Regions from separate parts of the Homo sapiens genome. Here region 2 is linked to region 1. A link is an interaction called in ENCODE POLR2A ChIA-PET data of the cell type or tissue named here. Cell type or tissue: A673. All regions are shown on one strand. Each heading gives the region's core, and the rest is flanking DNA. Links, peaks and the distances in the headings are about the cores only.

The links. Peaks named below come from ENCODE experiments on the same cell type or tissue, not always from the same donor. Only the 100,000 strongest peaks of a DNase experiment are listed, where the experiment ranks them.
Region 2: POLR2A ChIA-PET joins it to region 1 with 5 read pairs; 2 of 35 experiments call an interaction of 5 or more read pairs at or near these places.

What each region holds. Positions count from the first base shown.
Region 1 is chr17:30,106,110-30,112,092 of GRCh38, forward strand. It overlaps EFCAB5 (EF-hand calcium binding domain 5), which reads left to right. Exons shown (of 23, transcript NM_198529.4): 23 at 1,725-2,343. The coding sequence ends at 1,915. Among named protein-coding and RNA genes, the nearest start is that of NSRP1, 7.7 kb to the right of the region's middle. In A673, for the core only: no CTCF peak of the experiment used is centred there; no DNase peak of the experiment used is centred there.
Region 2 is chr17:29,742,517-29,748,499 of GRCh38, forward strand. The region is part of intron 3 of SSH2 (slingshot protein phosphatase 2); the gene reads right to left. Among named protein-coding and RNA genes, the nearest start is that of SSH2-AS1, 110 kb to the left of the region's middle. In A673, for the core only: no CTCF peak of the experiment used is centred there; a DNase peak (open chromatin) is centred at 2,505; H3K27ac peaks cover 1,085 bases.

The sequences.
Region 1 (5,983 bases), core at 494-5,493:
GATATTTAAAAGCTTTTACTCAATTAAAAAAAAAGCCAGGTGCAGTGGCTCATGGCTGTAATCCCAGCACTTTAGGAGGCCGAGGTGGGAGGATTGCTTGAGGCCAGAAGTTCAAGACTAGCCTGGGCAACATAAGACCCTGTCTCTATTATTAAAGATAATGAATAAATTATTTATTTATAATTATAAATAAATAAATAATAAAGCTTGAACTCAATTATAACCAAATGGTTTACTCAAATCAGCAAACATGTATTGGGTTAGGCACTGAGTTAGTTACTAGGAATAACAGAAATGAATAAAATAGACTTGTGGATGAGAGGCATCTGAAAGAAAGGGGGTAATTATTATTATTATTATTTTTTGAAATGGAGTCTCACTCTGCCACCCAGGCTGGAGTGCAGTGGCACAATCTCAGTTCACTGCAACCTCCACCTCCCAGGTCCAAGCGATTCTCCTGCCTCAGCTTCCCAAGTAGCTGGGATCACAGGTGCCCACCACCACGCCTGGCTAATTTTTGTATTTTTAGTAGAGATGGGGTTTCACCATGTTGGCCAGGCTGATCTCAAACTCCTGACCTCAAGTGATCCACTTGCCTCTGCCTCCCAATGTGCTGGGATTACAGGTGTGAGTCACTGTGCCCAGCCGGTAGTTAATATTTTTGAGCAACTACTCTGTGACAGATCTTCACATATATTTTCTCAGCCTCTGGTCCCAGCTACTTGGGAGGCTGAAGTGGGAGGATCACCTGAGCATGGGAGATTGAGGCTGCAGTGAGCCATGATCGTGCCACTGCACTCCAGCCTGGGCAACAGGGCAAGACCCTGTCTCAAAAGAAAAAAACAATTCTTACAATTTTGTTTTATGGAAGAAGAAACTGAGGCTCAGAGCAGTTAAGTGACAAAACTCATTGGTGTAGAGCCAAGATCTGTTCAACTCTATATAGTCTTTCCATTGGACAGAACCCTCATCTGTTCAACTCTATATAGTCTTTCCATTGGACCATTCTGTTTGAATATTAGTCATTGACTCCTGGGAAAAAGCAACTTTTATGAATGACAGTTTAACAGTTTTCAATTTAAAAAACTTAAAACATATAATGGTGTGCAGTTACTATATAGCTTTAAATAATTTTTAATTAGGAAATATTTCAAACATGCAAGTATAGAGAATAATACCTGCATAGTCATTATGAAGCTATATTCTATATCCAACCTTAACACTATATTTGAGTTAGACTTTTTAAAGAAAACATTATAGGAACAGTTGAGGATTTCTATCTTTCCTCGATCCCACTGTCTTCTCGTCTTTCCCTAGAGATAATACTATCATGAATTTGGTATTGGTTTCATGCATGATTTCTTATTTTTACTATATGCTAATGAATCCATAAATAATATAATACTATCTTGCAGGTTTTAAAGCCGTTTAATTGTGCCCAAAAGTACACATTATTCTATAACTTACTTTTTGTATTGAATATTTTGAGATTTATTCATGAATACAAATAACTCTAATTCTTTGTTAACTGCTGTTAAGTATTCCATTGTATGACTATACCAAAATTTATCCATATTCCTGTAATTACATATTTACACAAGATTCTGCTTGGTTTTGACTCAAAACATATCTAATGAACTTTAATCATAATATTAGAACTTATAATTTTAATAGTAAAGTGCAAAACTCTCCACTCTTACTTTTCTTTTTTTTTCCTGATGCAGATCATTCCCGAACTGAAGTATGGAAATTTGGTAATGTTGTCATTGAACATCTATACCACTGGATACACATCTGTTCAGCTCTCATGAAGATAACCAAACAACTAAATAGTGGTATTACACCTCCGTTGCCCTCCAAGACTGACAATTATATGTATGCAAAAATGCCAGGGGAAGGTTTGCAAGAGAAGTGATAATGGATGATAATGGAATTGATACTGTATTTAGGATCCTTTGTTTGTTATCAGTTTTGTTTGTTAACTATAAAATATTTTCCATTGGAAAGGGGTACCTATAAATGTCTTCTGCTGCTAATATTTATCTCAGCACTTTCTAAACCCAAAAGTGCTACCTAAGAAGAAATTTAGCCAAAAAATACCCAGCTAAGGTAGCCATAGCCAAGTGTATTTAAGTATGTTATAGAATATATTTGAAAGCTTCCTTTCAGTTTGAGCTTTGTATCTGCTGTGGAACTGTTATGGTTGATTGGGTAGTTATTTTTCATTCTTATAAGGTTCAAAGTAACAGCTGAGGATTTAGAAAACAAGAATACCAAATAGAATACGAAATAATAAAGATAAACCAAAAGAATACCAAATAATAAAGATTTTTAAGAAATGGACTGAGAATTGTTTTTCTAATTTTTCAAAGACTTATCTAAACATCGCCTCTTCCCTCTCTCTGCCTCCATACTCTTGCCTTAACAACTCAAAAGTTGCTTTTGGTTTTTAACTTTTTAATTTTTAATTTTTGTGGGTACATAGTAGTTGTACATATTTATGGGGTACTCAAAAGTCATTTTAATGAACAGAAATTCTTGTGGGAAAATGTCCATGACTCATGGAAAAAAGAAGACACTTTTTTAATGATAAAAACCTCTTCAGTTCAAAAGTACAAAAAGAATTTATATTTGTTTAAAGCTTGTTTTTATGACAAACTTTACTGCTCTGTGGTGAGATTTCATCTTTGCAATAGATATCTGATGACAGAGTCCAGTTTTAATAAAATTTTGGGAAATTAAACTTTATTTTCTTTATTAGATTGACAAAATGTGATGTGTCCAAATATCTTATAATTTGAGATTGGCCGTCCCTTTTTAACCTTTTCTGATAAGAGGGCAGTGTTATTACCAGTCCTCCTCTCTCGGATGATCACATGCCAGTTTTAACCTATATGCCTGTTTCATATTTGGAAGGGGGCTTTTTAGGGCCTTCAGAGCAACATTCCAAGGAACAGTGTTCTTGAAGATATTAAACTCATAACCACATATCCTGATGGCTTCAGAGCAAGTTTACAGAGTTCACTGTGAATACAAATGGCATTTTAGGTGGCAAGGAAGGAAAGATTTTGCAGAATGCCATGTTTGTAACCGTTATCCTGGAAATTAAATTAACTAAATGACTTCTAGCTTGATGAAAAATATCATACATTTGCATGGCACTTTAACTTGAAGTGTTTTCGCATACTAGCTTATTTGATTCTTCCAATAATCTATAAAGTGGGTAGTCCTGATATTATCTCTATTTTATTTTATAAATGAGTTGCCCAGTTCACAACAGGCATAAGAGGCAGAGCGGACCTAGCACATAATTTCTGGTTTATTGCCCTTGCCAGCACCCTAGAAATCTCACACTTTCCAACTTTCTTACTAGGCTAATGACCATGCTGTCAGTCTTTTGAAAACTACTTTAAAATTTGCAGCCAAACAAGCCAGATCGGTTAAATTTATTAAATAATCATTCAAGTAAAATACTGTCCCTTAACCTTAGGAGCTTATATTTTGAGTGAGGAGGATGTTATTTATACCTGATGAAGGTTAGATACAGATTTATATCTAAATCCATTTATTTCGCTGTTAATAGATTTATTTATTTACTTATACTTACATATGCTTCAGAAGCTTGGACTTGATTAACTGAATTTGTTATTGGCTCTTTCCTGATAGCTCATAGGTAACAATGACACTGTACAGTGTAGACCATCCAGACCACTTTCTCTCCTTTGCTTTCTTTTTTATTTTTTTAAGTGACAGGGTCTCGCTCTGTCCCCTAGGCTGGAGTGCAGTGGCTTGATCATAGCTCACTGCAGCCTTAAACTGCTGGACTCAAGTGATCCTCCCGCCTCGGCCTCCCAAAGTGTTGAAATTACAGGCATGAGCCACTGCGCCCAGCTTCACTTTCTTTTATACTTTTGGCTTGTCATGGCTCAGGAACAACATGAAGTATCAAGATAATGACAATGGAGTCTCAAAAAAGCTCCAATTGCCTTTTTAAACAGCTTTACTAACATATCCACATACCATAAAAGTTACCCATTATAGCGTAGAATTACTTTTTTTTTTTTTGTATATTCACAGAGTTGTACTACCCTTACCACAATCAACTTTAGATTTTTTTTTTTTTTTTTTTTTTTTTTGAGACAGAGCCTTGCTCTGTTGCCCAGGCTGGAGTGCTGTGGTGCATCTTGGGTCACTGCAACCTCCTGGGTTCAAGCCTCCTGGGTTCAAGCGATTCTCCTGCCTCAGCCTCCTAAGTAGCTGGGATTACAGGCGCCGGCCACCAAGCTCGGCTAATCTTTTGTATTTTTAGTAAAGACGGGTTTTCGCTATGTTTGCCAGGCTGATCTCGAGCTCCTGACCTCGTGATCCGCCCACCTTGGCCTACCAAAGTGCTGGGATTACAGGCGTGAGCCATCGCGCCCGCTGAAAATTTTGATCATCCCAATAAGAAACCACATACCCATTAGCAGTCACTCCCCACTTTCCCCTACCCCCAGCCCTAGGCAACCGCTAATTTTTTTTCTCTACCGATTTGCCCATCTGGACATTTTGTATACAACATGTGGTCTTTTGTAATTGGCCTCCTATTCCCTCTTTTTTTTTTTTTTTTTTTTTTTGAGACAGAGCCTCACTCTGTCACCCAGGCTGGAGTGCAGTGGTGCAATGTTGGCTCACTGCAACCTCTACCTCCCGGGTTCAAGTGATTCTTGTACCTCAGCCTCCCAAGTAGCTGGGATGACAGGCACACACCATCACACCTGGCTAATTTTTGTATTTTTAGTAGAGACAAGTTTCACCATGTTGGCCAGGCTGGTCTTGAACTCCTGGCCTCAAGTGATTGGCCCCCTCAGCCTCCCAAAGTGCTGAGATTACAGGCGTGAGCCAGTGCACCCAGCCAATTCCCTCTTAATCTAAATATGCTTAAGCGACCAGATGCCCTGAACTTCTAGACATTCTCAATCTTCTAACTCAGAAGACCATTTGAAGGTAATTTAAGAATTGTGCAGGCCAGGCACAGTGGCTCATGCCTGTAATCCCAGCACTTTGGGAGGCTGAGGCGGGCGGATCAACCGAGGTCAGGAGTTGGAGACCAGCCTGACCAACATGGAGAAAACCCGTCTCTGCTAAAAATACAAAATTAGCCGGGCATGGTGGCACATGCCTGTAATACCAGCTACTCGGGAGGCTGAGGCAGGAGAATCACTTGAACCCGGGAGGTGGAGGTTGCGGTGAGCTGAGATCGCGCCATTGCACTCCAGCCTGGGCAACAAGAGCGAAACTCCGTCTTGAAAAAAAAAAAAAAAAAAAAGAATTGTGCATTCCTCTCATATATGAGGTTTTATGCAATGCCAGTCCCAAAAACCTCACCCCACATCATCAATGCCATATTCTTACTCTCCTTCCACAGAATCTTGTTACAAAGACCTCTCTCAGGATCAGAAAAAGTAACTATTGGATACTAGACTTCATACCTGGGTGATGAAATAATCTGTACAGTGAACCCCCATGACACAAGTTTACCTATATAACAAACTTGCACATGTACCCCGAACCTAAAAGTTAAACAAATTTTTTAAAGCAAAAATAAAAATTTTAATTAAAAAACCTCTCTCAACTGACAAGATCAGTGAATTAAATATTACCTATTTCACCTGTTTTCTGGTTATAAATATAGCTCACCACTTTGCAAGAAGGGCCATTGTGAACCATCTTTGGTCTAGAATGCTGTCCAGTTCCATAATCTTTTTCTTGGTCAAATTTGTTAAATTTATAAATAAATAAATATTGCCTAATTTCTCTGCCCTTAAACTTGGTTACTACCCTCAGTAGGTGTACCATTTCCTAGTCATTAACCGTATTTAACCTCTCCTCCATCTACTGTCTGAGCTTAGACTGTCCTGCCCAGGGACTTCAAGTGATGAGGCAACCCTGGGTGGCCATTACGTGACTGACTCTGTAGCTACAGTTGTTTGAATTAGGGGTG
Region 2 (5,983 bases), core at 459-5,458, 360 kb before region 1:
GGAGGTGAGGTCTCACTATGTTGCCCAGGCTGGTCTTGAACTCTTGGGCCCAAGCAGTTCTCCCGCCTTAGTCTTCCAAAGTGCTGGTATTACAGACATGAGCCACTGTGCCTGGTTAGTTCATTTTTTGTTTTTTGAGATGGAGTCCCACTCTGTCACCCAGGCTGGAGTGCAGTGCCATGATCTCAGCTCACTGCAACCTCCGCCTCCCGGGTTCAAGCAATTCTCCTGCCTCAGCCTCCCGAGAAGCTAGGATTACAGACCTGCCCACCATGCCCAGCTAATTTTTGTATTTTTTAGTAGAGACGGGGTTTCACCATGTTGGCCAGGCTGGTCTTGAATTCCGGACCTCAAGTGATCCGCCGACCTCAGCCTCCCAAAGTTCTGGGATTACAGGCGTGAGCCCCTGTGCCCAGCCTTCTTTTGATTTTTTGAGACACAGTCTCACTCTGTCGTCCAGGCTGGAGTTCAGTAGCGTGATATCAGCTCACTGCAACCTCCACCTCCCGGGTTCAAGGGACTCTCATGCGTCAGCCTCTTGAGTAGCTGGGATTACAGGCATGTCCCACCACGCTGAACTAATTTTTGTATTTTTAGTAGAGGTGAGGTTTTACTATGTTGGCCAAGATGGTCTTGAACTCCTGGCCTCAAGCAATCCAAAAGTGCTGGGATTACAGGCGTGACCACCATGCATAGCACAGAAGTTCATTTTTAAGCTGAGTTCATTATCAACTTTACTGTATATAATGGTAGAGAGTTCTTTTTTTAAATGCCTAGGGGATTCTCCATTTGGAAATTTCTCCTGAAGTTATTTATAAGATTGCCATAAAGAAGAGCACTGACATTCAATATTTATTTGTTGATTTTGATTCTAATTGAGGAAGAGGCTAGATTTGTTTTTTTTTTAAGCATAACGAACTTTTTCATTATGACACTATCATTTTCTGACAAATGGGGCATATGGCCTTCCTGAGAATTTCTCCAAGCATCTAAAGTAGCAACAAAACAAGAAGAGAAAATTCCAGTAGCATGGGCATAGTAGACTACGATAACTGGGACTGACTATGGGAGAGCCACAGGGGTGAATAAGCCCCGGCACACTAATAACCAGGATTAAAGCGTGTTCTTAACAAATGTACTCAAGCACTTCCAAGGGGAAACAATAAAAAAAGTATGATTAAAGCAATAGTTTTTCATCTTTACATTAGAGATAACTAGCTAGTCTACTACATTATTCACTTTTAATTTTGAAAAAAATTATACTGGGTTTAAATTCATTTGGTTAGAATCACTAAATGTTATGAAATATGCAGTTTCTCTTACCTAGTTTCAGTATGCCATTTTTCTTGGCATAGGCATTATTAGGGCATAATTTCTTTTTTCTTTTTTCCTTTTTTTTTTTTTTTTTTTTTTTTACAAAACAAAACGCTTTTATTTGGTCCATTGGAGCCTGAGTCGGAAGCCACTGTGGAGAATCCTATCATAAAGGAATGGGGCTGACAGTTGATAAAATAGTCTCTGTGTCACAAGAGCGGGCCGTATTCACAGGGTTAAAAATATTCACAGCTCAGAGTACAGGGACGCCAAAGGGCAGTGGGAATGTTTCTCTAGGTGAAAAGGCCCCAGAAGCCCCTGCTGGGGTAGGAGGGGGAGTGGGGGGCGCAGCTGGCCCGCTGCCGGGGGTGAGGGGCCAGGTGGGCCGGGTGGGGATGCAGGAAGCTGGGCTCAGACGTCCACACACTCCTGGGTTTCTGTGGGGAGGTGGGAGCGGCTGAGTCCTGCCGATGCCCAAGATGGGCTGGGGTCCCTCTCTGGCAGGGCCAGGCCGAGGGACAGGGTTGGCTGAGGAGCCTGCTGGTCCCGGCGTGTATTAGGGCATAATTTCTAACTTTTTAGTAGCTGCAGTATCTCTTTTTTGACTCAATATCATTAAATTATCATTTGGGCTTAATGTAACATGGCATTTATATAGTTCTTGATCTTTACTGATAATGTATAATCACAGGCTTACTATTTGTATGGAAGATTCTCATATCCACTAGGGTGATTTTCACGTGTATTTGACTTAGAAACTAAAGAGTTGTACATTGCTTATATAGAACATTAAATACATTAAGCCATTAATTGGCAACTAGGCCATTAAACTAGTAACCAAGCCAATAACAACAAGGAAAAATAGCTATCAGCACACCCTTCCCCTTATAGCTCACTCCATTGTAAATATTATAAGCCCTCTGTGTCATGGGAATAACCCTGCCTACGACGTGATGCTGATGTAATAATAATATCTAAAGCTAAGCACCTGGAGGAAGAAGAGAAAGAAGTTTTGCTTTGGATTACTTGAGTGTGTGTGTGTGTGTGTGTGTGTGTGTGTGTGTGTGTGTGTTTAAATAAACAAACCATAAAGCCACTAGCAGATAGTTTAATGATTTCTGTTCTTGTGTTGCCTGTGGGGATTTCACATTGTGCTCACAGTCACTGGTACTGATTCAATAACAATGGCCTTGCAAAATTGGCAACCTTCCTAAATAAACTATGTAAAATCTGCAAACACTGGTTACTGTGCTATGTGCCTAGTAGATACTCCGGATGCTCTGCCCATATGATATACCCAAAGTATGCTCAAAGTAATTTTCTTTTCGTTTTTCTTTTTTTTTTTTTGAAACAGAGTCTTTTTCTGTCACCTAGGCTGGAGTGCAGTGGCAGGATCTCAGCTCACTGCAACCTCTGCCTCCTGGGTTCAAGCGATTCTCATGCTTCAGCCTCCCGAGTAGCGGGGATTACAGGCGCCCATCACCACACCCGGCTAATTTTTGTATTTTTAGTAGAGACGGGGTTTCACCATGTTGGCCAGGCTGGTCTTGAACTCCTGAACTCAAGTGACCCGCCTGCCTCGGCCTCTGAAAGTGCTGGGATTACAGGCGTGAGCCACCGCACCCAGCTACAATGATACCCTTCTGTTCTCTGAATTTCTAAAGCACAAATTGTACTGTTCATCTGACACTTACCATGCAATAAATTGTGCTCTTATTTATCCCTTCATTGACGTCTTATTTCCTCAACAAACTGAGTATCCTGTCTTCAGGAACCATGTCTTGTACTTCTTTTTTATCTCTTACTTCTTACACAGAATAGATGCAATTTAGGATAATGATGGAAATGACAGAATGTTTACCATCATGCTAGTGTGCCACTCTAATTATTTCTCCTATAATTTGGCTCATATCAAAAGAGCAAAATGAGCAAAAATTTAAGCTACCATATCGTATTTAATCCTCATAGGTATTATAAGTTCCATTTTACTGATGAGGAAAAAGGTTTAGGGTGATTATATAATATGTTCAAAGTCACACAGATAATAAATGATGAACTCTGGAGCTCAGGTCCATTTCATTTCAAACACTGCACTATTACTGTTAGGTACAATAACAAATGGCAAGTAGTTATTCTGAATATGTGACCCAATAAATCTTTTAAGAGTTTTTAAAGAGAATGTTTAAGGAACGGGATACTTTAAGAATTAAGTGTGAGATTTTATTGAGGAGGGAAGGGCATCACAGAGGTAGGATTAACACAATGATAGATATCAAGTCTGTTCAAAGGGACTTCAAAGAGGTTCAGTTTTATTTGTTGTTTGAATCCATTTATTTCACTCATCTCTTAGGAAGAGAGATTTACATTGAGAATTCACATCCTGCCACAGAAACCCCAACTTTTCAAACTAAAGCTCCCCCTAAAAATAGATGAGGCCAGGTGCAATGTCTCATGCCTGTAATCCTAGCACTTTGGGAGGCTGAGGTAGGCAGATCACCTGAGGTCAGGAGTTCAACACCAGCTTTGCCAACATAGCGAAACTCCGCCTCTACTAAAAAAAAACAAAAATTAGCCGGGTGTGGTGGTGGACGCCTGTAATCCCAGCTACTAGGGAGGCTGAGGCAGGAGAATCCCTTGAACCCGGGAGGCGGAGGTTGCAGTGAGCCAAGATCATACCACTGCACTCCAGCCTGGGCGACAGAGTGAGACTCTGTCTCAAAAAAAAAAAAAAAAAAAAAAAAAGGAAAAAAGAGAGATGATACAATTATGGGAAATTAAAACTTTTGATGTTCATGAGAACTGTGTATATTAACATTAAGAGAAAGAGTAACTTAAAAGGGACGTGGGTCAGAGGAGAGTCCTGAAGAAATGGCATCTCCCAAGAGCTCTGTTGTAAGTGATATTTATTTAAAATCAGAGGAAAAAAACTCTCATTCAATTTAGCCCTCATGGAGACTAACTGGTTTTTATGACACAAAATTCAGAGAACAGCAGAGACAAAAATGCACCAATAAGATGCCAAGCTCATAAACCTGACCAGCTTTTTGCTGGGGTGATGAAGTATGCTTAAAGTGTTGCTTAAGTTGCAAACAGATAAAGCCATATGTAGCATAAACTTTTCCGCAGTCACTACAGAAGACAATCAATATAAAGTCCACAATTAGAACGCTCAGGACTTGAAATATCCTGTTATGGATCACGAATATCCATGTAAATTTTGATGGATAAATATTAAGTACAGATGATAAAAGTAACAACCATAACTGGAATTTTTATTGTTATTTCTTGTGAATAATTATCTCACGTGATATCCAAAATGTCCTGAAATGAGGCAGGTACCATCCTCAAACAAACATATACAACAATTTAAATAGTTTAGTTCATTACCAAAAAAAATCAAATAATTCTACTTCTTCTACCCTGGAAACCTAAATTGTTACAACTTTTAAAGAAAGCTTATAATTGGCTAATACTGAGGCTTCTCTTTATTTAGGAGTGATTCAAACCTCTGGATTTTGTAGCTTTACCAAGTGTAACTAAGCCAAATCCCTCGAATTACTAAAAGAGGGGTTATACCCCTCTAAAAATAGATTAATGCAGAAAACACAAGTTGTTAAATTCACACAACATGCAAAAAGGGTGAGCCCAGATTTGCCCTTTGGTGTGCAACAAGAACAATCTATTTATAAATTACTGGCTACACCCTTTCCAAATTACAGGAACACCTAAAAAGGCCTTGATGTTCTTAGCATATTTCTTTAAGGTAAACTTAATTATGTTAGTTATACAGCAACCATCCTGTATCATTCAACGATGCAAAGCTAACTCTAACCCTAACTAAAAATAGGATACTGATTTTTTCTTTCCACCTTAGAAATTGTAAAGTATGTGAAAGATTCAGAAATTGTGTGATAACATCTACATCACTGTTCTTTAGCCCCAAGGCAGTTTAACATATGGTAGATTAAGAGGACTCCCATTTACTGGAAGGACCCAAGAGCAGATGGGAGCAAGATGATCTACAGCAGTTTCAGCCTCTCTATTATTGCGAGACCCAACAGCTCTTGGAAACAGAGACTGACAACATCTTTAGTTATTTGGCTTTGGGCAGTGTTTATCAGTGTTAAGTCTAGAGACACTTTCCAATTTCAGGAGTAAATATAGGTGAGCACAAAGGCAAATAGTAGTAGTTTAGAAAAAAAAAGAAATCCATTCTAGACTTATCAAAAAGAAATCTTGACTTGAGCACATCACTACCTTACCATTCCTGTTCATCTTCATTGTGCAGATTTACTTCTCAGTTAACTTGGCTAAGCATGATTCCAAGAAAGCCAAAGTTGAGAGCTCTTTTTTTATACCCCTCAGTTATAGGTTAATTACTGCTCTGCTGATTTTAAACAATCACAAGGGTGGATAAAGCCACAGAAAGTTACCACCAATAATAAAAACACAAATGCATCTTTATACTTTGACAGGGGATCATTAACTGTTCTTTCACATTTGAAGGCCATAACACCCAGAAGATTCACTAGATGTAAACCAATTTGATCACTTTCTTAAAAATACTAAATTTTAAGGCTATATTCTCTAAGGATCAAAAATAACCACAAAAAGTCAGTATTAATTTAAAATCAAAGAGGCATCTCGTACCTCTCTTAAATATTAATAT